Linked DNA regions of Mus musculus: region 2 is linked to region 1. Evidence: chromatin loops called from intact Hi-C (ENCODE). Cell type or tissue: left cerebral cortex. All regions are shown on one strand. Links, peaks and the distances in the headings refer to the core of each region. The heading gives the core; the rest is flanking DNA.

Region 1 (10,727 bases), core at 1,701-9,700:
GTGATTAAGACAGCGCAGCATCCAGGCAGTGACACCGCTACTGCTTACTGCACTCTTAGATGGTAAAACAAAGCATACAGATAAAGGTGCAAGCATGAGCTCAAAGCTGCACACAAGGAAGATACAGACAAAGCATCTACAACTGAGGGGAAATCTCAAACTTCACACCCATCAAGGCAAGATAAGCACCTTTAGGGCTGGGCGCCACAGGCCTTCAGGGCTCCCAGCACTTGGGAGGCAGAGGCAGGCAGATCTGAGTTCAAGGTCACCCTGGTCTACAGAGTGAGTTCCAGGACAGCCAGGACTAAACAGAGAAACCATGTCTAGAAAAACCTGAAAAAAAGAAAGAAAAGAAAGACCAGCATGCTTTTAGGGCAAGAGTCACTTACAGAAAGGTCCAACTGACACAAATACTAAGCCCAGATGGTAAGGTGGTTGGTTGGGCAGGTGAAAGCAGGTCTAGCAACCTGACTTCAGCCCCCAGAATCCACACAAAGACACAAGGAGAGAGACAACTCCATAAAGTTGTCCTATCTGTTCGCATGAAATCACATGTGTGTGTGCACGCACACACCCTTTAACTAAAAACTCACTTGAAAGAAAGAGCTTGAACGGAGAATGCCATCAAGAGAAAACAACCGCTCAGGGAAGGATTTTTCCCAAGCTCAGCTGAGGAGGTAAGAGGGCCACTAGCGCCACAGTAGGGCATCTACCTCAAGCTGGCAGCAGAGCTCGGCACTGTCCTCAGGATGGGTTTTGCAGGCACACAAAATGTAAGAGGGTGCAAGGTTAGAGTCTTTGCCAAGAAGCTGAGAGGTCCCTGCATGAAGCTGGGAAGGTAAGGCCTAAGTTGCAATGGAGACCTTAAGATACAGAATTATCTCAGGACCAGACCAAGGAACACTTGCCAAAGAAAGCTGCAAGCACAAAATGGAGCTGGCAGGGGAGGCCTCGAGTGCTCCAAGCAGTGGTACCAGAGAGGCAAGGCTACCTACTCAAGTCTGTTACAGCCCAAGATAACAGGCACGGGAGTTGCCAGGCTTGGTGTTTGCCCTACTGAATTCTGTTCTGCACTGGTCCAGTCTTTGCTGGTGAGTCTTGATAAAGAACAAATCTGCCTTTAAAAAAATTTTTTTTAATTTATTTTTATTATTTCTGTGTATCTGCATGCACACATGTACATTATGTATCTATAGGAATGCGGGTACCCACAGAGGCTAGAGGTGTCAGAAGCCCCAGGAGCTGGAACTCAGGGCAGTTACAAGCGGCTTGATGAAGATTCTGGGAATGGCAGCTTCTGAGAGGACAATCTGCATCTTAACCACTGAGCCTTCTCTCCAGACCCATGTGTGCAGAGAACACATGGAGATCAGAGGAAAATGTAGGGAGTCAGTTCTCTCCTACCATGTGGGTCTCAGGGATCAAACTCAAGTACTGAGGTCTAGCACCTGGGCTGTCTCACAGCCCCAGATTTACCGTTTTTGAACAATGTTAGAAATTTTAAGATCTGGAGGCTCGCACCAATGGACTAGAAGTGTTTTGCCTTAGGAGTCGAGCCTCCGAGGACCAGGGATGGAATGTTAAGATTCAAAATGATGGGTTTGTTGTCAGGTCGACGAGGGATGGACTTGATAGTTAACCCTCATTGTCGATACATGAGGGGATTTATAATCGCCTAGGAAACACTCCTCCAGGCACATCTATGGGGATGAACTTTTCTGATGATTGACAGATTCAAGAATACTATCTTCAGGAAGACAGCAGGGCTTGCTAGGCAGGGAGTGCCAGCACCGACCTTGGGAGAAGACGCCCAAACCAAGCCCCTCTAGCTTTCAAGGCAGGGTGATCATGGCTCACCCTGGCCACATGCTCTTCCCACACTCGGACAGTCTACAGTACCACAGGAAAGCACTGCAGGTGCGCCCCAGAGTATCTGCAGGCACTCACCCCCACTCCACTGCTCCGTGCCAGCTCCTGCCATCCCCATCCTGTCCACTGACAACTGCCTGCCCGGCTTCACAGCCCCGGTTCACAGTGAGCCCAACTTACCTGCTGGTCTGCCTGGGCACCAGCAGGGGCAGAAAAACCCTAAGTTATTTGTCTTCTGTCTGCCCTTCCTGCCCCTCTTCTGTGACCTCAAGCGTGACTTTTGTCTGTTCTCACCAGTGTCATGGCCTTCAGAGCCACATGTCTACAGGACCCTTTACAACCAGATTTCACTTAAGCATCAAGTGCTTAGAACACTTCAATGGTGCCTCTTTCTTTCCCTTCAGCATAAGTTACAAAGTCCCTTTCCGAACCCAAACATCACATCCTACTTAAAAACACAGTTGGCTACAGAGAAGACCCAACCCTTGACTGTCTGCAAGAAAACAGGGAGCGCCACTTCACCTCTGCCTATGTCTGTGCGCACTTGTTGGGGGACTAAGCTGCAGCATTCTGATACCCAGTCACAGCACTGGCCTAGCCACACCACAATGGCTAACCCCAAACCGGCAGCCGGACAGGAGCTCCTGACCACTTGCCTCCCCAGGGGACACTGCACACAGGAGTGTATAATGACAAACTAAGATGACTGGGCTTGAGTATGCTGACTCAGTGAAACTACACCATGCCATGTGGCCTCACAAAGGCACGGGAGCCAGCACCCCGTTTACACCCATTCACCAAATCTAGCTACTTTGTAGGCATGCGCTGGGTGGCATGTCTCTCATTAGGGCACTCGTGGGGACGGAGTCAGGACATGGATGTACATAGACAACAGATATAACGAGATCAAGCCAGTGCCATATGTAGTTGTGACTTCAGGTGACCTACACAAGGTCTCTCAGGGTGAGACATGACCCCCCCCCCCCCCCGGCCCCCAGGAGCAGGTCCGGTGCTCGATGACCAGAAGAGGGTCTGTTCCATGCGGGCCAGTCAGGACAGGACTCCGCACCTGCACCACGGTTCCGCTACACCTGGGCACAACTCTAGCTGATGCGGCATGTCTGCCTGCATTTCCAGGGCTGCACAGAAAAGGCATGAATCTAACAGTCACAGAACAGTGGACACTGAGGAACACTGGAACGGACACGATCAGTGTTGGAGGGAGTTAAAGCAATACTGCAAAAATGTATGTATGTGACCAACAATACAGACTGTATTTACAGCCTTAAAACCTAATTGTCCATACCTGTTTCCCAAAAAAACTTCAAAACGCTCGGTAGCTTCGTGATAAATATGAAGCTAAACCAACCAGCATTTCCACGGTGTTTCATTAATCACCAAATGTCATCTTTCTGAGAAAAATGTGCCCAAACAAGTAGTTGGGATTCAATCCATCAAAGCTGGATTACGGTCTTACGTACTACATAAAACTAGTACAGTGTAAGTTCCATGTTGACAGCTCTCCTGTGTGGAAACCCACTAACAAACAACACCCTCTCACACACTCATAACTGAGAGATGTATTAATTTTTTTATTTTATTTAAGCAGTTTAGATAAAGAAAAAAAAATCAAGACATCATCATCAAACCACGAAAAAAAAAACAAAAAAGAAAAAAAAAACGTGTCACGCTTCGGATGACAAAGACCATTTGTGCAGAGGGGAGACACCCACCTAACGACTCTCGCCATCATCCCTCATCTCCATCCCAGCTCCTGCCTGTAAAATGTCTTGGCCAACCCACTGCCACACACGTATGGCCACTCTCAAATAAAGGGAGAAAACTGCAACGAGCTGTGCCAACATGTCTGCAGCATGCAGCGACCATACTTACATCTTTTGCCATGTTACCAGATCCAGGAAATCAAGGCTTTAACTGCGTACCCTCCACAGAAGAAACCGTACTTATCTGGTTAAAAAAAAAAAAAAAAGAAAGAAAGAAAGAAAAGAAAAAAAGGGAGGGGATGAATAATGAATGAGAATGAGAAGAAATTTAACGCACATCGCATTTCAAAGGAAACATCTCCCCACCAGCACGAGGCAGAGGCAGGCCTCCAGGCAGCAGGGGCCTTTCTTGCACAATCCCGACAGGAGAGCTAGCCAAGCAGGTCCCACACGGGGATTTTAAGTCACCTCTCTAAATGGAAATGCTCCCTGCGGGCACCAGCAGCTCCCACCGGCAGCGGGGCCAGACCCCGGACCCTTGGCTGAGCGACGCGCAGCCGTCAGGCTCACCCCACCTGGGCACGCGGGCCCCGCCTGACCACAGGCCCCGCCGAGGCACAAGGCCCCCCACTTGGGCACACGACACTGCGTGGCTCCGCCCGGGCCGCGGCGGGCACCCCCCACCCCGGGCTGCCCAAGACCCCGAGGGGCCGCCGACCACTCTGACAGGTGGGCTCCCGGCCGCCCGCCCGCTCGCCCCACCTGTCACTAGGCCCAGCCACCAGCCCCGCGCCCTGGCGCGGACAGAGCCGGAGGGTGGCCAGGACCCCTGCCCGCCGCCCACGCCACGCCGCGTCGAGGCCGACTCCAGCTGAGGCTGGGCGGCGGGCGGGATGCGACCGGACGCGGGAACCGGGCTGGGGCGGGAACGGGGCCGCGCGCCCAGCCTGCGCCCTCCCGCCGCGACCGGCCGGTGCCCCCGCCACACCTGGCTGGCCGGCGGGGCGCGCGGGGCGGACGACGGGGGCGCGGAGGCGCCGGCCCGGAGGTCCGGCCCTGGCGGTCCCTGCCCTGAGCCAGCGGCGCCGGGACGCGGGCTCACCCTGGGCCGAGCGTCGGGCCGGCGTGACGTGCGCGCGGCGCGGTGACGTGGGCGGCGGCGGGCCCGCTGCGCGCAGCGCGCCTGCGCGCCTTTTCGCGCCTTCGGCGCCCTCCTCCTCCTCCTCCTCCTCCCGCCGCTCATCTCCCGCGCCTCTCGCCGGTGCTACCCGCCCTGGGAGAGGGGCGGGGCCTGCGCGCGCGTGCGCGTGCGGCGGGACCCGGCTGGAGACCGCCGACGCCGAACAGCGCTGCGCGCGTCTCCATGTGCGCTCGGAGAGAGGCCACGTGTGTGCGCGCCTCTGTGTGTGTGTGTGTGTGTGTGTGTGTGTGTGTGTGTGTGTGTGTGTATGTGTGTGTGTGTGTACACCAAGGGCCAACTGTATGCATATCTGTGTGCATGCGCAGGGAGTAGAGGGCCACGTGTTTGGCTCTGTGTGTGCGCGTGTACCACGCGCGCCAACGGTGAAAAGAATGTGGTGTGTGCCATACCTGCATGCACACGTAGGGAAAGGATCATGTGTGTGCACACCTGTGGATATGCAGAGTCTGACTGTATACACGTGTGTGTACATGGAGTATCAGTCGTGTGTGCACGCCTGAACATATATACAGAAGAGAACCCTCTGTGCAAACATATGGAAACCTATGTTAATGTCTGCGCACTGAAAAAAAGCAGGCGTGTGTGTACACATGAGAAAAAAGAGGTCAGTTCTGAGAGTGCTTTAAAGTACCTGCATGTGCACACAGGGAGAAGAATCTTGTTCATTTACACAGAACAAAGTAAAGACTGTTCGGATGCATACTGAACAATACAGAGACAAGATCCCCCACCTCTGCTCAACTACTGACCTCCACAGCCACATGCCCTGAGCCTGGGCTGTCAGTGATTCAGGGCAGGAAACAGCCTGTTAATCAGGTGTGTATGCATTTGCGCCTTTCACTTCAGAAACCTTCTGCTTCATCCCAAGAGGGGTCTGGTAGACCCTGAGCCTTGAAGACTCAGTCCATCTTAGAGGCCACTTCTTTAAGACTAAAGCTGGAGAGCCTGGGAGGAGAATAGGCTGGGGCTCACAAATCAGTCCAAATGGTTCAGATAAAATGACACAACGTTTCCCAAGAATATGGGACTGAAGAGCAGGGCAAAGTTAAGTACTATCAGAAAACTGTTAATGTGAGTGACCGGATTTTATTCTGGAGGAAAGGTCAATTTGACTCCCAAACTGACAGATCTTTCTCCGTTACCTGGCTGCCTCAGTCCCATGACTCAGCCCAACAGCCCTTCTTTAGCATCTGGCCGAACTGTCCGCCAGCAGCTGTCCTGTTTGAACACTGCTCAGCGGCTTTGAGGAAGCAGCCCTGCAACCACAGCTGCTTATTGCTGAAGCAGAAGAGGCGATACCCAGGCATGAGTGTGTCAATAGCTTGCACCAGAAATACCCAAGGCATGAGTGTGTCAATAGCTTGCACCAGAAATACCCAAGGCATGAGTGTGTCAATAGCTTGCACCAGAAATACCCAAGGCATGAGTGTGTCAATAGCTTGCACTAGACTCTTTGCCATCACAAGCTCTGGTAAGCTCTAGTAGCAGTTTTCACCCAGAATTTGGGGTTGGGGGATGAGGGGTTCAGGGGGAGGGGGAGGGAAGCATCTCTACTGGCCAAGCAGAAAGACTGTGACTGGTGCAAACATCCTTCCCACACCCCATTTCTGACTATATAAACAAGCTATTTGACTCACCTTTTCAGTGAGTTGGGAGAATCTTTTGTCCAATAGAAACTTCTCTCAAGTGATGTTACACAATTTTTTTATTATTATTTCTACAAGCTAGACTGGTAGCATGAAGAAATAAAGGACAGAACGTCAGCGGAGTGGTGGCAGCGGCAAGGGGGACTCTGAAGAGTGAACAGGGCACGCACAGCAGCACACAGAGGCGATGGGACGACAGGCAGAAGAAATAGGAAGCCATTCAGAGAAGATAAAGCACGCACCAGGACTGAAGAAGGCTATGAAGAGGCACAGAAGAGTACATGGGTACCAGTCACTGGAAGAGTTCCAGGGAGGTGGCAAGTCTTGTCGGGTCAAGGTCTTACTCTAGGATTGAAAGCTAAAGCTACAGTCACGTAAGTTCCCAGCACCCCGTACCCACACAGAGCCACAGCACCGGCTGGGATTACAGTAGCTGCCAAGTGTTGTGGCTGCTGTTGGTCCAGAAGAGTCTAAGCCTCCAACTTGAGTGTCTCGAGCTGTAAGTCTCTGGCTTCTAGAGCCTGGAGCAGTAGGCCCTCTGCTCTCAGGGAATAGAGTTGTAAGCAATTGGATCTGCCAGTCCATCCCATAAACTTTGAGCGTGTAAGGCCGGGGATTGCTAGCCCTGGAGAATCTTCTCCTTGCCCAATTTTGTGTATCTGGATAAAGCCAACCGACTAGAAATATAGAGGTCAGAGCTGTACCAGTGCAGGGCTAATTAACATCTATGAAGACCTTTGAGGAGCACAGACCAAAGCCCTCACTCAGTAATATGCAACATATTATTACTGGACATCCCTATATTGCATGGCTTTACAATTAACTGCCTTTATGCTGACCACACCTACTCCCACCAATTTGGCTAAGCCCCGCCTTCTTAAGCCGCCAAGCATCTAATTAACCTTGGTTTTGCACGTCAGAATCGAACTCATGCATCGGATGGCCAGGAGTCTTCCTGTTTTCTAATTCTCCTCCCCTACAAGGGATGACTTTACATGCCAACAGCCTTCAACATGCAGTCGTTCCTGAGAGCAGTTGACTCGATTTCGCTGGAGGATGCGGAAGGTCCTCAAAGCATTCTGGAAGCCAAACCGACTGGAGTCAGAGTGAAGGTGGTGAGAGTGAAGGTCAGGTGCGATGGCTGAGCAGTGGAGCCACAGAACAGGTGAAATGGGTTGCTTGGGGGCACTGTCTTAAGATGGATTGGTTTCCTGGGTTTTGCTTATAATTAATGATAGACAGACCTGTTTCTTGGAGTATGAGTGACCAGGAAGCACTACAATTAAACGGACTCCGACAGGCACATCGGTTCCTGTTATCTCCGCTGTGACAGAATCAGCTTACGTGAGGAAAGATCTATTCTGGCTCATAGTTTCAGATGTTTCTATTTGTGGTCATTTTGGCCCCACGCATGTGTACGGCAAACCACGGTGGAAGAAGAATGTAGCAGAGGGGAGCTATCTTCACGCCTGGGAAGCAGAGAGAGGCACGGGATCTTTGTATAACATTTCCATCCTGCAGGAAAGACCCTCCTGTTCTGAAGGGAGATGCCCTGAGATTCAGAAAGTAGAGGCTGGAGAGATGGCTCAGCGGATAAGAGCACTGACTGCACTTCTGAAGGTCCTGAGTTCAAATCCCAGCAACCACATAGTGGCTCACAACCACCCGTAATGAGATCTGACGCCCTCTTCTGGTGTGTCTGAAGACAGCAACAGTGTACTTATGTATAATAATAAGTCTCTGGGCAGGAGCAAGCAGGGACTGAGTGAGCCGGGCCAGAGTTGACAGAGTTAGACAGAAGTCCTAAAATTCAGTTCCCAACAACCACATGAAAGCTCACAACCATCTGTACAGCTACAGTGTACTCATATACATAAATAGATAAATCTTTAAAAAAAATACCATCTGTAATTCTAGGTCCAAGAGCTCTCGCACCCTCTTCTGGCCTCTAGGCACCAAGCATAAAAGCATACATATGGTGTACATACATACATGCAGGCAAAACACTTATACACATTATTTGAAGAAAAGGAAGAAGAGAAGAAGAAATCACCACCAACATCATCATCTTGGAATTAGAGAGATGGCTCAGTGGTTAAGAGCACTGGTTGCTCTTCCATAGGACCCTGGTTTGATTCCCAGGATCCACATGGCTGCTCCCAACTGTCAGTATCTCCAGTTCCAGGGGATCTGATGCCCTCTTCTGGACGCCACAGGCACTACATACACATGCTGCACAGATAGACATGCAGGCAAAACACCCATCTACATGACACAAACAAACAGGAATGGAACACAATAATTTTTTAAATGTGGTTTTTTTTTATTGGAAAATATTTTTTATATTTTCTTTATTCACATTTCAAATGTTAGCCCCTTTCCCAGTTCCCCCAACCCCAGAAACTCCCTATCCCATCCTCCCTCCCTCTGCTTCTATGAGGGTGTTCCTCCACCCACCCACCCACTCCCACCTCCCCACCCTCAGTTCCCCTACATTGGGGCATCTATTGAGCCTTCATATGGCCAAGGAACTCTCCTTCCATTGATGCCTGACAAGGCCATCCTCTACAACGTATGCAGCTGGAGCCATGTGTACTCCTTTGTTGATGGCTTAGTCCCTGGGAGCTCTTGGGGGACTGGTTGGTTGATATTGTGGAGCACAATACTTAAAAACAGGAATTAAGCAACTCTAGGGCTTCAGGAAGTCCCTGAAAGCAGATGCACTAGGATCCTCCCTCCCTGAGCTCAGAGAATCGGTAAGGACTGCTGAGAGATGGCCTCCTATCAGCTCAGCTGAAGAGAAAAGACCATGATCAACAGAGCCACCTGGGAAATACACAGTTCAACACATTGAGCTTCCTGCAAGTTGTATAATGAGCTCTAGATTCCCAGTTTCCAGGAGCGGAGACTGGGGCGGGCTTTTGTGATGTCGCAGTCTTTGGGTCATGATGAGGGGGTCATGACTGAGGTCAGCACCGAGATCTTCACAGGCAACAGAGAGGTGAGCAGCAGGAGACAAGAAGGCTGTTGAGCTTAGTGTGCCTTGGTTGTGGAATCTGACTCTGGGTTGTTTATTTTAGGGGTATTTGAACGAAGAACAATTTGGTGAAAACATTGCTTGTGGAGATTAACTCAACCTCACATGTACAACAGAACATACCTAAATCTCTTTGAAGAACAAAGCAAGCTAAACACAGATTAGACTCAACTACAAGGAAACCCTGTAGGGTACATGTTACACATTCCGTAAAGATGGGTTCTATAGGTTTACTATATGTGACTCCTTCCATAAAGATGGGTTCTATAGATTGACTATATGTGACACTGTCTTAGTCAGGGTTTCTATTCCTGCACAAACATCATGACCAAGAAGTAGTTGGGGAGGAAAGGGTTTATTCAGCTTACACTTCCATACTGCTGCTCATCACCAAGGAAGTCAGGACTGGAACCCAAGCAGGTCGGGGAGCAGGAGCTGATGCAGAGGCCATGGAGGGATGTGACTTACTGGCTTGCTTCCCCTGGCTTGCTCAGCCTGCTCTCTTATAGAACCCAAGACTACCAACCCAGAGATGGTCCCACCCAAAGGGGCCTTTCCCCCTTGATCACTAATTGAGAAAATGCCTTACAGCTGGATCTCATGGAGGCATTTCCCCAACTGAAGCTCCTTTCTCTGTGATAACTCCAGCTGTGTCAAGTTGACACAAAAATAGCCAGTACAGACATCTTCCATAAAGATGGATTCTATAGGTTGACTATATGTGACACTTTCTCTAAAGATGGGTCTCGTGGATTGACTGAGAACAACCAGTTTAGAAGAAGGGTCTGGAGGAACGCCTGGTGCCGGAGAGTCTTTGGCCATGCAGATTGTGCAAACATCACCGAGCTAGAAAGCAATTCCATTCCAGCCTTCTGGGTGTGAAGCAGGTCTTACATTCCTTCCCTGGAAGGAAGAACCCTCTGTGTGTAACATTCCAGGATCCCCTCGTGCACATCCGTGAGCACAAAGACCTCCACGGCCCCTACAGGGTCATTGCTGCTGCTGTGAGTGACCCCGATTCCTAAGTTACTCATAAGGCAAACTCACAGGTTCTCCAAGTTGGACTGCACTGATAACCTTAGTTTGCAACGTGCTTGGCTCTCTATGTGGGATAAGTAGATTTTGTTTTATTTTGTTTTTTGTTTTGTTTTTCCAAAACATTTTAAACAACAGGGATCCAGGAAGGAGTCAAGTTGAGATTAACCCTAAGGGCATGGCTGCAGTGACCTGCTTCCTAGAACCTGGCCCTG
Region 2 (10,727 bases), core at 1,477-9,476, 49 kb after region 1:
TGTCTCTAGTCCACCCAAGACCGCAGTTCTCAGCATCATCAGGGATTTCCCCTTATGATCTCAGCATAGTAGAGGTAATGCATGGATTCTATTTCTGCTCTAAGCCTGTCTTTTGCAAACATAAGCTCTGAAATCCAACGACTTAAACCTCCTGAAACCTGAGTCCTGACCCAGTCTGAGGCAAAACTAGGGCCTGGGGACAAGCCACTAACACAGAAGTGACTGTGGGGGCTGGAGAGATGGCTCAGTGGTTAAGAGCACTGCCTGCTCTTCCAGAGGCCCTGAGGTCAATTCCCAGCAGCCACATGGTGGCTCACAGCCATCTGTAATGTGATCTGATGCCCTTTTCTGGTGTGTTTGAAGACAGCTACAGTGTACTCATATACATGAAATAAATAAATCTTTAAAAAAAAAAAAAGAAAGAGGGCTGGTGAGTTGGCTCAGTGGGTAAGAGCACCCGACTGCTCTTCTGAAGGTCCGGAGTTCAAATCCCAGCAACCACATGGTGGCTCACAACCATCTGTAACAAGATCTGACTCCCTCTTCTGGAGTGTCTGAAGACAGCTACAGTGTACTTACATATAATAAATAAATAAATCTTTAAAAAAAAAAAAAAAGAAAAAAGAAAGAAAAAAAGAAGCGACTGCAGTTGTCCCGAGAGACAAAAGCAGAGCTGGTGGTGGCCAGGCAGTGGTGGCACACACCTTTAATTTCAGCACTAGGGAGGCAGGGCAGGCCAATTCTCTGAGTTCGAGGCCAGCTTAGTCTACAGGGGGAGTTCCAGGACAGCCAGGGATACACAGAGAAACCCTGTCTCAGAGAACTAAGGAGACAGAGAAAGCAGAGCGGCTACTCACTTCTCAAGACATGCCATATTAACTTCAATGTGGCACAGAAGTGCTTGGGCTTATCTGCACTCTCAGCGTCCCTGAGACACACACACACAAGTATCTCTCGCATCCCAGGGCACGGGTCAGCACAGTGGCTCAGCAGGTGGGCTCTGGTCTGCTTACTGATTTATTGTCGTCGAAGGCGTGCTCCTCGATCTCCTCCTCCAGACGGTCGGCGGCTTTCCTCACATCTTCGAGGATCTCGTCAAGCATGGAGAGACTCTTGTTTTGATGTTGCATGTTTTTCAGGGCTTCCACTTGGTGTTTTTCTGCGGCAAGAAGTTCCACATACTCTGTCTCCTCCTGTTGATTTGTAAGGAGAGGAGGTTTAGTAAGCTCACACCAAGGTTCTCTGAATCAGACATGGGAGTTTCCTAGTCAATGGGCCGTTTGTCCAGGTGCAACTATAGCTCTACCCAGCAGAGGGCGCCGTGCATCCTAAACCGCTCAAATCTATTGAGCTTGGCAACAAGGACAGGGCAAGCCAACAAGGAAACAAACCAATGAAGAAAGCATCCCACTGTAGACGGGCTTGCTCCTCACCCATGAAGGTCCTCTGCTAACATGAAACCATGTGCCAGGCACGGCAATGCCATGAAGCACTGTGCTGCCACTCGTGAGGCACTGATACTCGTTACAGGTGGAGCCCAATCCATTTCCTAGTCAGTGTGAGTTGAGCAGTAGGAATTACCTGACATGCATAGGCACCTCCTAGACGCAATGAGGGCACCAAACAGGCTTCGCAAAACGTAATCCCTCCAGGGGCCCTTCCTAATTCTGTGTGTTGCTCCACCCCAACTCCCACCCCCCACCCCCGACACCCCCCAGAATGGCAGCTGACCTTAATGGCAGCCTCCCTCAGAGCCTCCAGCCGCTGCTTGCTGCTCTCTTTCATGTTGACCACGTCTCTGTAGTCGCCCTGCAGGGCTCTTTGCAGTCCGTAGATGGCCTGGAAGATCGAATTTTCACTTTCATTCAGCTCTTTCTGGAAAATCTCGAATGTGTGCACCTGGAAGAGCTTCTCCTCGCCCGAAAGGCTGGTGTCCTTCTCCACGGCTCTGATGGCATTCTTCAGTTTGTTGAGGACCACATTCTTCTGCCTCAGGAGCCCGGTGAGCCTCCTGCAGCTGTCCAGGGCCCACTGTTTCCTCTGAGTGGCAGTGGCGCCCTTCCCGCGGTGCAGCTTGATGGCATGCTTGGCCACCTCCTCGTGCTCGGCAGCACTGGCTATCAGGTGAAAGAAGGGAAGCAGCATCCAGAGGAGACTCTGGTCCAGTACCTTCATGGTCCAAGGATGTGGGGTGGGAGCAGAGACTGCTGCTATAGTTGGCTGGCATTTTACACACACATTTTCAGCTGAAAAACAAGTCGACACTGCGTCAACTTCTGAACTTACCATATCCAGATTACAATCAAATGCTGAATGTTAAGGACCATTAGTGGAGGGTAAAGGGGTTTCATCTGACTTTAAAGACAATTTTAAAGGTTTAAGACATAGCCCCCAGGTACAGTGTCACAAGCCTGTAATCCAAGCACTTAGGAGAGGAAAAGAGAAAGATTGGATTGGGAATTCGAGGCCAGCCTATGCTCCCTGACATCCTGTCTCAGAAGAGCCCTACAGATAAATCAGTAAGAAGCTCACACAGCTTCATAAACTGACCCTGTGTGAAGAAAAAAAATCCATTTGACTTAAGAGGAGCCACATGTCAAAAGTAGAAGAAAGAGAGAAATTCCCCATCACCCCGGAAGCCCCTGGCTCCCGATACACTGATGGTGTGCTCGGTCTCCCTGCTTGCTTTCAAAATCCTTTTGGAGTATTGCTAATTTTCCAAAATGAGCCGTAGTTAATGAAGCACGGGGATTAAAAACATTCACAAGAGTCTGGCCACGCCTGGAACTCTATGTCTTAATCAAATGTCCATACCGTTTCCATCACTGAAATGCAGGCCCGTTCCCTTTCCCTCCGACGGGAGACCTGACACAAACACATGGGTGTTTGGCAAAAGGGCAGAGAGAACCTGGTTCCTGAAGTCTCGTTTAGGGGCGTGAGGAAGTTCTCAGTGCCAGCTCCAGCTGAGATGACAGGAAAACACTGGCTGGGCAGGTGAGAGAACTGTGTTAGAAGCCGGTAGCAGCAGTGCTCAGTAACCGACCCTGAGAGACAGTGATCTAGGAGGCCGGAAAACAGGCTGAAGAAGAAACCAAGGGAAAGGGAGCTAAACTCTAGGAATCGGATGTACATGGAACCCCTGGAGTTATGCCCACAAAGAAAACAAAATATACCACGTTTATACAATTTACAGCTCATGGATATACCCCCTCTAGTCTCTTAGCGGAGCCTCCAACTGACTGTCCTGCCTGGACAGCATCCTCCACCCCCAAATATGCCAGCATTTCACCTCCCTGGGAGTCTGCCTCCTACACACACACACACACACACACACACACAAACACACACACTTACTTCTCTGCTACCCCCATTGATTTTCCAGACCTGGGCTAGTTGTAGCAAAAATAAAAGGTGGCATTTCTAAAGACTCTAACTCTACCCAGGAGAGGGAGGCAAGCATTCTGATAAGACCAGGAAGGGAAAGCCAATGGAGACAGGTTGACAAAAACAAACACAAGAACTTGGATCTCTGAGTTCCAGGACAACCAGGGCAACACAGACAAAATCCTTTGCTTTCTGTTTTCCTTTCTATTCATTCCTCTGTGTGTGTGTTTGTGTGTGTGTGTGTGTGTGTGTGAAAGAGACAGACAGACAGACAGAGACAGAGACACAGAGAGACAGACAGGATCCAGGGTATCGCTGTATAACTCTGGCTTAGTTCTCACTCTGTACACCAGGCTGGCCTCAAACTTAGAGATCCTCCTGCCTCTGCCTCCTGAATGAAGCTAGGATTAAAGGTGTGTAATGCTGTCCCTAGCTTTATTTTCTTTCTTTCTTACTTTTTTCTTTCTTTCTTTCTTTCTTTTTTTTTTTTTTTTTTTTTTTTTTTTTTGAGGAAGAAACCTTCTGAGAGTCAAACTCCAGGCTACTTTTCATTTGGCACAGCAACATCAATACTTCCGGCATAAGAATCACATAAATTCCTAGGCGTGGTGATTCAGCCTTATAGTCTCAGTCATGAGTTTATTAAGAAGAAAAAAAACCCTCAAATCCATTTTTGAAACACAATGTTTACTACTACATAACTAGGCTACTTTCAAGCATCTGCTTCTCCTGCCTCAGCCTCCAAAGTAGAGCTCTGCTCTCTACAAGATGATATAAAAAAGGAGAAATGGATGAGACAGCAAAGAAAAGTCTCAATGGGAAAAATTACTGAATTAAAGCCTATCTATCTATCCATTCATCTTTCTATCTATGTATCTATCTATGTATCCATTCATTTATCTATCTATCTATCTATCTATCTATCTATCTACCTACCTATCTATTTTTGAGGCAGTCTTACTATGCAGCCCTAGCTGTCCTGGAATTAGCTATGTAGACTAAGCTGGCCTCAAACTCGCAGAGATCTGAGTCTCTGCCTCCCATGTGCTGGGATTAAATGTGTCTTCTTCCATCAGCAAAGCCTATTTTAACTCTAAAGTACATTTTAAAAGAGCACCTGTACCCACATGAACATAACAGGTAGCTGCCAAAGATGAAGCACTTCAGTAGCCGGCCAATCCTTGAAACTACTTTGGAAAAAGAAATAGAGAATATAATACAGAAGAGGAATAAGATGCCATGCACCAAAGGAAGATAAGTCAAACAGAGGCAGAGCAAACAGCCTATATGACTTAGAACCAATGAACCATGGCTTCTTGGTGGTGCCCAAAGGGCTGTTCAAATAGCTACTTTATTTGTTCAGGAGGTGCCAACTTAAATCCACAAAGAGAGGAGACACAGAGCCTACTCACTAGCCAGCTGCTTGTTCTTTTTTTAGTTAGGGAAGCCAAGGAGGAGAAAAAGATCTATGAAGAAAGAGGCCCTTTCATCAGTAGCAAACACTTCTCTGGTAAGTAAGCAAATCTACATTGCACCCCAGGAAGATGAGATGGATGCTGACAATAAATAAACGAGAGGTTAAACCCACTGGGCCAGAGTGACCTTCCCTGTCACTTTCAACTTACTTGATTGGTTTTACCACCTAAATTAAGAAATTAATGTGTAAACCATCTTGGTTTGATTGTTGACTCTGCCAACCTCCCTGGCTGTATAAGCTTAAGTCAAGTGTTGCAGGGCACCCACATCCCTTATTGAAAGAGACAATCTTGGGGCGTCTTTCCAGGTTTATCTTTAAGAAGAGGCTGTCTGCGGGCAGCCTCACGGGGCGGGACAGAGAGACTACAAAAAATTACAGGGAAGAACAAAAAAACGGGAGGCTCGGGGAGCTGAACCTCCGAGTTTAGGTGAAGTCTTGGAAACGGTTGTCTTCCCCCATACCCCGAAAGAACTTCTAGGAAAAGACCCTCCACCCCCTGGAAAGTAGACAAAGGCAGTCTCCTAGGAAGGATCCCCTTTGGAAGAGACAAACCAAGAAGGAGCCCCGGGTAGGAGTCGCCAGGATTGAGCAACCCGGATGAGGACCCCGGTGGAGCGCATCTCAGGACAGAAGTCCCGCAGCTGCAGAGCTTACCCCGATGGAGGAGGCCGCTCTCTGGACATGCGACCTCAGCATCACTGTCCCCGATCGAGAGTTCCCCGACGCAGCGAACCTCAGGGCCGCCAAAGAATTGCCCTCATCTCTTTCCTGGCCTCGGGACCAGGACACCGAGGACGGCACCGCCCTCTTCTTACTTCAGGCGCTTCTGACGCGCAGCTGGAAAGTAGGTGCGGCTCCTTTAAGCAGGCTGCCGATGGACAGCTCCGTCGTCCTTCGCGCGGCGCGATGCACGCCGGGAACTGGAGTCCCGGGAGCCGGCCGGCCAGCCAGCTTCCAGAGAGTGCGTAAGCCTAAGAGCCTCAGAACAGCAACAGCCTCCGAGAGAGGTTACGATGTGACCCAAACGCTGTGCCTCGGAGCTGAGGGGCGCCTGTCCACGCTGCACGCGGAGAGCCGAAGACGGAGCGAGCCCCCCCAGTCACCTGAAGGGAGCGTTCGAACACTGCGCCTGCGCAGAGCGCCTGCTGCTAGCCGCCGCGGCAATCGCCTGCGCAGAGGAAGAGCGGCGTGCGCTTGCGCAGAAAATTGAAGTCGCTTCGGCAGCCTTGGGGAGCATGGTAGGTGGCTAGCTTTGCGCTCTGCAGGTGCGGGCCAGAGCCGGGCGCGGAGGTCACCTCTCTGTGGCGGCATTAGGATAACCGAACCGAGAGGCCGGGCGTGCCCGTCGTGGTGTTGAGGGAGGGCGCGGTTGACTTGGAGTAGCATGGTGTGAAGAGGGGTGTGAGGAGCCCAGTTGGATCTCCGGGGAGGGCAGCGGCGCCGGGTCAGCTGGGTGCTGACCGGACCGGAGGGCGGGACGGGGCTGTGCGACGGGTGACAACCTGCCTGCTGGGCGGAGCCGTCCCGCTTCTGAGTGGACAGTGACGCCGATTGGGGCGGAGCTGGCAGAGCTTTGAAGCCGTCAGCCCGGGGAGGTTTGTGGAAGAGGTGGAAGGACGCGATCCCCGGAAGGTGGTGCGCAAGGCTCCGCGGGGTTAGCATGGTTTGCGATCCGCTCAGCTCTCGCCGCGGCGAGGATATCCCCTACTCGCCCGCTCTCTTCCTGAGATCAGGCTGGGAATCCTGGAGGCGGGGAGGGACCGACTGGACGCCCTGGAGGTAGAGGAGGGTTTGCCTAGTAGAGCCGTGCAAAGGCCTGGACCGCGGGAGGACGCCTGACAGTCCCATTCCTTGGGTCTCGGGGTAGCCTTGCTCCGAGAGGATGCAAGCGAATGGGAGCCGAGGAAGACAAGTTTTGTCTCTGTCCTGGGAGAGATGTCGGCTTGGCTTGGTTTGCGTAGAGGAAACAGGGGAACTGAGGACCGAACCCTGGGGAGGGAAGAGGGGATGGAACCAATACCGAGAAGGACGAGGCTGGAAAACTAAAAGGTTTGAACCTAGAAATCAAGAAATAATGGAGAAGAGCTGCAGAAAGACTCCTCTGACCAGCTGCTAGCAGACTTCAGCGGCCAAGCCACTCACCTGCGCTCTTGGACAGGAACGTCACTGGGGAAGGAAATGTTGGGAGGCTCAAGATTTGGGAACACTTGGACTTGATGCCCTCATTTCCAGGCTTGCACATGGCAAAGCACAGTCAATCTGTAGTGGGCCGCAAATCTGTTTGAGCAAATGTTTGTCCTATGAGCCCTTTGAAATTGACCATAAGAGGAGGTATTTTGCTAAGTGTCTGTGGAAGGACATTTTACAGATGCTTTCTAAAATCTTATATGGGAGCACTCTTGTGCCTAGGTTGTGTGTTATTCTTCACAAGATAACATAAAGTGTATGAAACTTTTCGTACCAGCTTCTGTTGTTTGGAAGGTCCACTTGTCCTGTATCTCTTTACTGATTGTCACCTGCTGAAACAATTCTAAACAGCTGCTGTTGTATGTGAGGAACTGTGTTGAGCTCTGTGGGAGACTATGAAAACATAAATCAGTGGCTACGGGCACTTCTAGCAGCAGTCTACTGTAAATTTAGTTTTGAAACATCTGAAATTGATGCAGATAAGTCATTGGAACTGTTAGGCAGAGAATGTCCCCCTAAAAGGTTGTCCCTGAAGGAGTTCTGCTAGTCTCTTCTTGATGGTCTTTTTTCTAAGTGTAATATTTTATTGCAATTTAATTGACCAAAAGCGTAAAGTAAAATCTGCCACTCCAGCCTGAATTGTTGGCTCAGCACCAATTGCTTGTTTTCCAGAGGATCTGAGTTCCATTCCTGACACATACTTTTACTCCCAGCACTTGGAAGTCAGGGTCAGGCAGTAATCTAGATTCAAGGTCATCCTGGTCTATATAGCAAGTTCCAGGCCAGGCAAGCCTATACCAATTCTTGAGGTCAACTGGACTGTCCAGTGTTAGTTGAGGATTTTTTCATTTTGGGGCCAGTGGGATGGCTTTACAGGTAAAGGTAGCTACCGTCAAGTACAATCCAAATGGTGGGTAAAGAGGACCGACAATACAGTTGTTTTCTGATCTCCACACACACACACGTTGGGACACATACACACAAATTACATACGTTTTTTAAAGTCCTATGCATTTTAAACACTAGAATAATGGAAGAGAAAATGCCCCCAATGCTTTGGCTTCCGTGACAAGGGAAGCTCTAATGAAAGTCACTTGCCTGAGCAGACCTTAGCATGGATTTCACACACGGATGGACTTGACGCTCTCTTAATTTGTCTGTAAATGTTTGGTTTATGAGGCATTTTTCATAAGAAAGTTATTACCAATTCCCATTTCTTCCCACTGAACCCCCGTTCTCTTAACTTTTTTAATGCAAAGCAAACACTCCTTAGATTTATCTCTTGATTATTGTTTTTAAAAACCTTTATTACTGGAGCCACAGAAATGGCTCAGCAGTTAAGAGAACTTTCAGGGAGACTCAGGGTTGGGTTCCAGCACCCACACAGCAGCTCACTGATGTCCTTGATGTCAGGGATCCGTCACCCTCTTCTGGCTCCCATGGGCACTAGACATGCAGACATAAAATACACATAAAATAGAAATAAATCTTATCATTTCTTTTATTCTGAGGTGGACATGTGGAGTCAGTTCTTCCCTCCTCTCCCCCCTCCCCTCCCCTCCCCTCCCCTCCCCTCCCCTCCCCTTTCCCTCTTGTGTAGGCTCTGAGGGTGGAACTCAGCTGTCCAGCTCATGCAGTGAGCACACTGAGCTGCTTCGCCAGGCACTTTCTTTATGGCGGGAGTAGTGGGGAAGACCATAAGGGGTGTGGGGTGGAGGGTCTCAGTATGTATCCTTGGCTGGCCTGGAACTCACTATGTAGACAGGCTATCCCCAAATCAGAGATCTAGTTTCCTCTGTCTCCCAAATTCTGGGAGTAAAGGCCTGCACCACCACAGCCAGCATCTGGATACGATGTTTAATCTGTAAAGGCTAACATCAGACCATGTGACTGTGGTGCCAGCTCCTGGCTCCTCCTGTGTGTAATACACTGCTGCACATGTTGGTACTCTCCTGAGGTCTGCAGTTGGTGGGGGTATCCTATATAGATAAGCCAGTTTTAATATATCGGAGGGGTCTGATTATTTCCCTGTCTCCACCTCTGCCCACTCTCTAACATAGAGGTCATTCAAAAAGTCGGTGAGTGCCTGATGTACTTGTGTCTATGACGTAGGCTCTTTGCAGTAAGTGAAGCTAAGTTGTCATACACTGGGGGTGGAGGGTGACTTTAGGAGTTATATGGCTCAGACCCAGGCGTCATCCTGACTTCAGGAGTATGTCTACAGTGTCTTGACTTGCAGCACTCTGTGGTGTTACGCTTGTCAATAATAATAATAATAATAATAATAATAATAGTGTGGCTGCTCCAGAGACCTATCCGGTGGGTAGACCTGGAGGTTCTTGCTTGCTATCCTGAAGTTTTCTTTTAGGGTACAAGTTTATAGTGATTAGTGTGGTCCCAGTACTGTGCACACCACCCCATCTAGTTCCAAAACATTTCATCACCTCAAAGAAAACCATGTACCCATAAGCATTTCCAAGTTCCTCCCTCCCCCTCAGCCCCTGGTAGCTACTAACCTACGAATTTGCATATTCCACACATAGCATATAGCATTTTCTATACTGTATGGCCTTTGTGTCTGGTTATTTCAGTGAACACCGTGTTTTTAAGATTCACATTGTGGCTTTGTCATTACTTCATCCCTTTTTACGACTGAATGATACTCTGTATATGTATACCAAAATTAGTTTTATAACCATAACAGAACTTTTGAATCTAGCTCTAACAGCTATTTCACTGTAAAGATGCCTTGTCTATTCTTAATAGAGGGCCATTTGGGGATGGCAAATTTGCCTTTCTCTTAAGGCTTTTTACATATTTCTGGCTATGCCAGTCTTCCCTTGGGGAGATTGTCAGACTCATAAAAAGATGCTGTCTCTATCAGTTGTCAGATGACTACGAGAGTGTATAAGATCTGTCCTAATTTAACTAAATTTGATCTTAGCTAAGAATGGACATTGAGTTCTTTGCCTATTCTTTTTAAAAGTTTAGTTTTAAGGAATAGTATTTAGAATATATTCCTTCAGAACCTATACTGGGGCAGCAGATTAGAACCAACAAACCAGCAGCTGCCTGTATGTTTTATTTGCATGTTCATAGTGTCTAAACTGTTGGCTTTATTCTGCAGAGCTGAGCATGAGTGAAAAACTGCATGGCCGTAGCCTGTGGTGTTCACTGTCTAGGCCTTTGTCTCAGGAACCCTGTGTGTCTTTAGTAATTGGGATTGCAGAGTGCTTTGTTTATGTAATCACTTATAATCATGGTCATCAGAATTTACCATGCCAGGAATAAGTGTGTGTATAAGTAAACATATTTTAGAATTTGTAATAGTGGGGTCAGCTGTCAAGAGCACCTGGCAGCTCTCCTAGAAGACCTGGGGTTGACTCCCAATACTCACACGGCAACTCACAACCCTCTAGAAGTCCAGTCTTGGTGTATCCAGCACCCTCTGCTGGCCTCCAGGGATACTGCACACATATGGTGCATAAACAGATAGCTGGCAAAACACACATACACATGAAAATAATAAATAAAAATGCCAAAGATCTTTTAAAAATTTGCAACAGTGAATCATTTTTTTTTTTGCCTTACATATCTGAAAATATCTTACTGTCCAGTATTTTAAAAGATAAGTTCTTCTGCTCTCTTCAGCAGCACAGACTAAAATTAGAACAATGCA

Evidence for each region. A loop is a pair of places that touch in the nucleus more often than their neighbours do. Peaks named below come from ENCODE experiments on the same cell type or tissue, not always from the same donor. Only the 100,000 strongest peaks of a DNase experiment are listed, where the experiment ranks them.
Region 2: it touches region 1 in a loop (5-fold over the local background); 3 of 42 quality-filtered maps call a loop at or near these places.

What each region holds. Positions count from the first base shown.
Region 1 is chr8:13,332,775-13,343,501 of GRCm38, reverse strand. It overlaps Tfdp1 (transcription factor Dp 1), which reads right to left and starts at 4,751. Exons shown (of 12, transcript NM_001291765.1): 1 at 4,696-4,751; 2 at 3,763-3,837. The coding sequence starts at 3,774. In left cerebral cortex, for the core only: CTCF peaks have their summits at 2,035 and 8,657 (motif pointing left); DNase peaks (open chromatin) are centred at 3,649, 4,117 and 4,914; H3K4me3 peaks cover 1,877 bases; H3K27ac peaks cover 522 bases.
Region 2 is chr8:13,283,176-13,293,902 of GRCm38, reverse strand. It overlaps Dcun1d2 (DCN1, defective in cullin neddylation 1, domain containing 2 (S. cerevisiae)), which reads left to right and starts at 5,777. Exons shown (of 7, transcript NM_001024504.2): 1 at 5,777-6,099. The coding sequence starts at 6,097. It overlaps Tmco3 (transmembrane and coiled-coil domains 3), which reads right to left and starts at 5,890. Exons shown (of 13, transcript NM_172282.2): 1 at 5,516-5,890; 2 at 1,732-2,246; 3 at 1,014-1,193. The coding sequence starts at 2,175. It also overlaps the pseudogene Gm25014. In left cerebral cortex, for the core only: no CTCF peak of the experiment used is centred there; DNase peaks (open chromatin) are centred at 4,937, 5,768, 5,981 and 6,365; H3K4me3 peaks cover 2,680 bases; H3K27ac peaks cover 2,243 bases.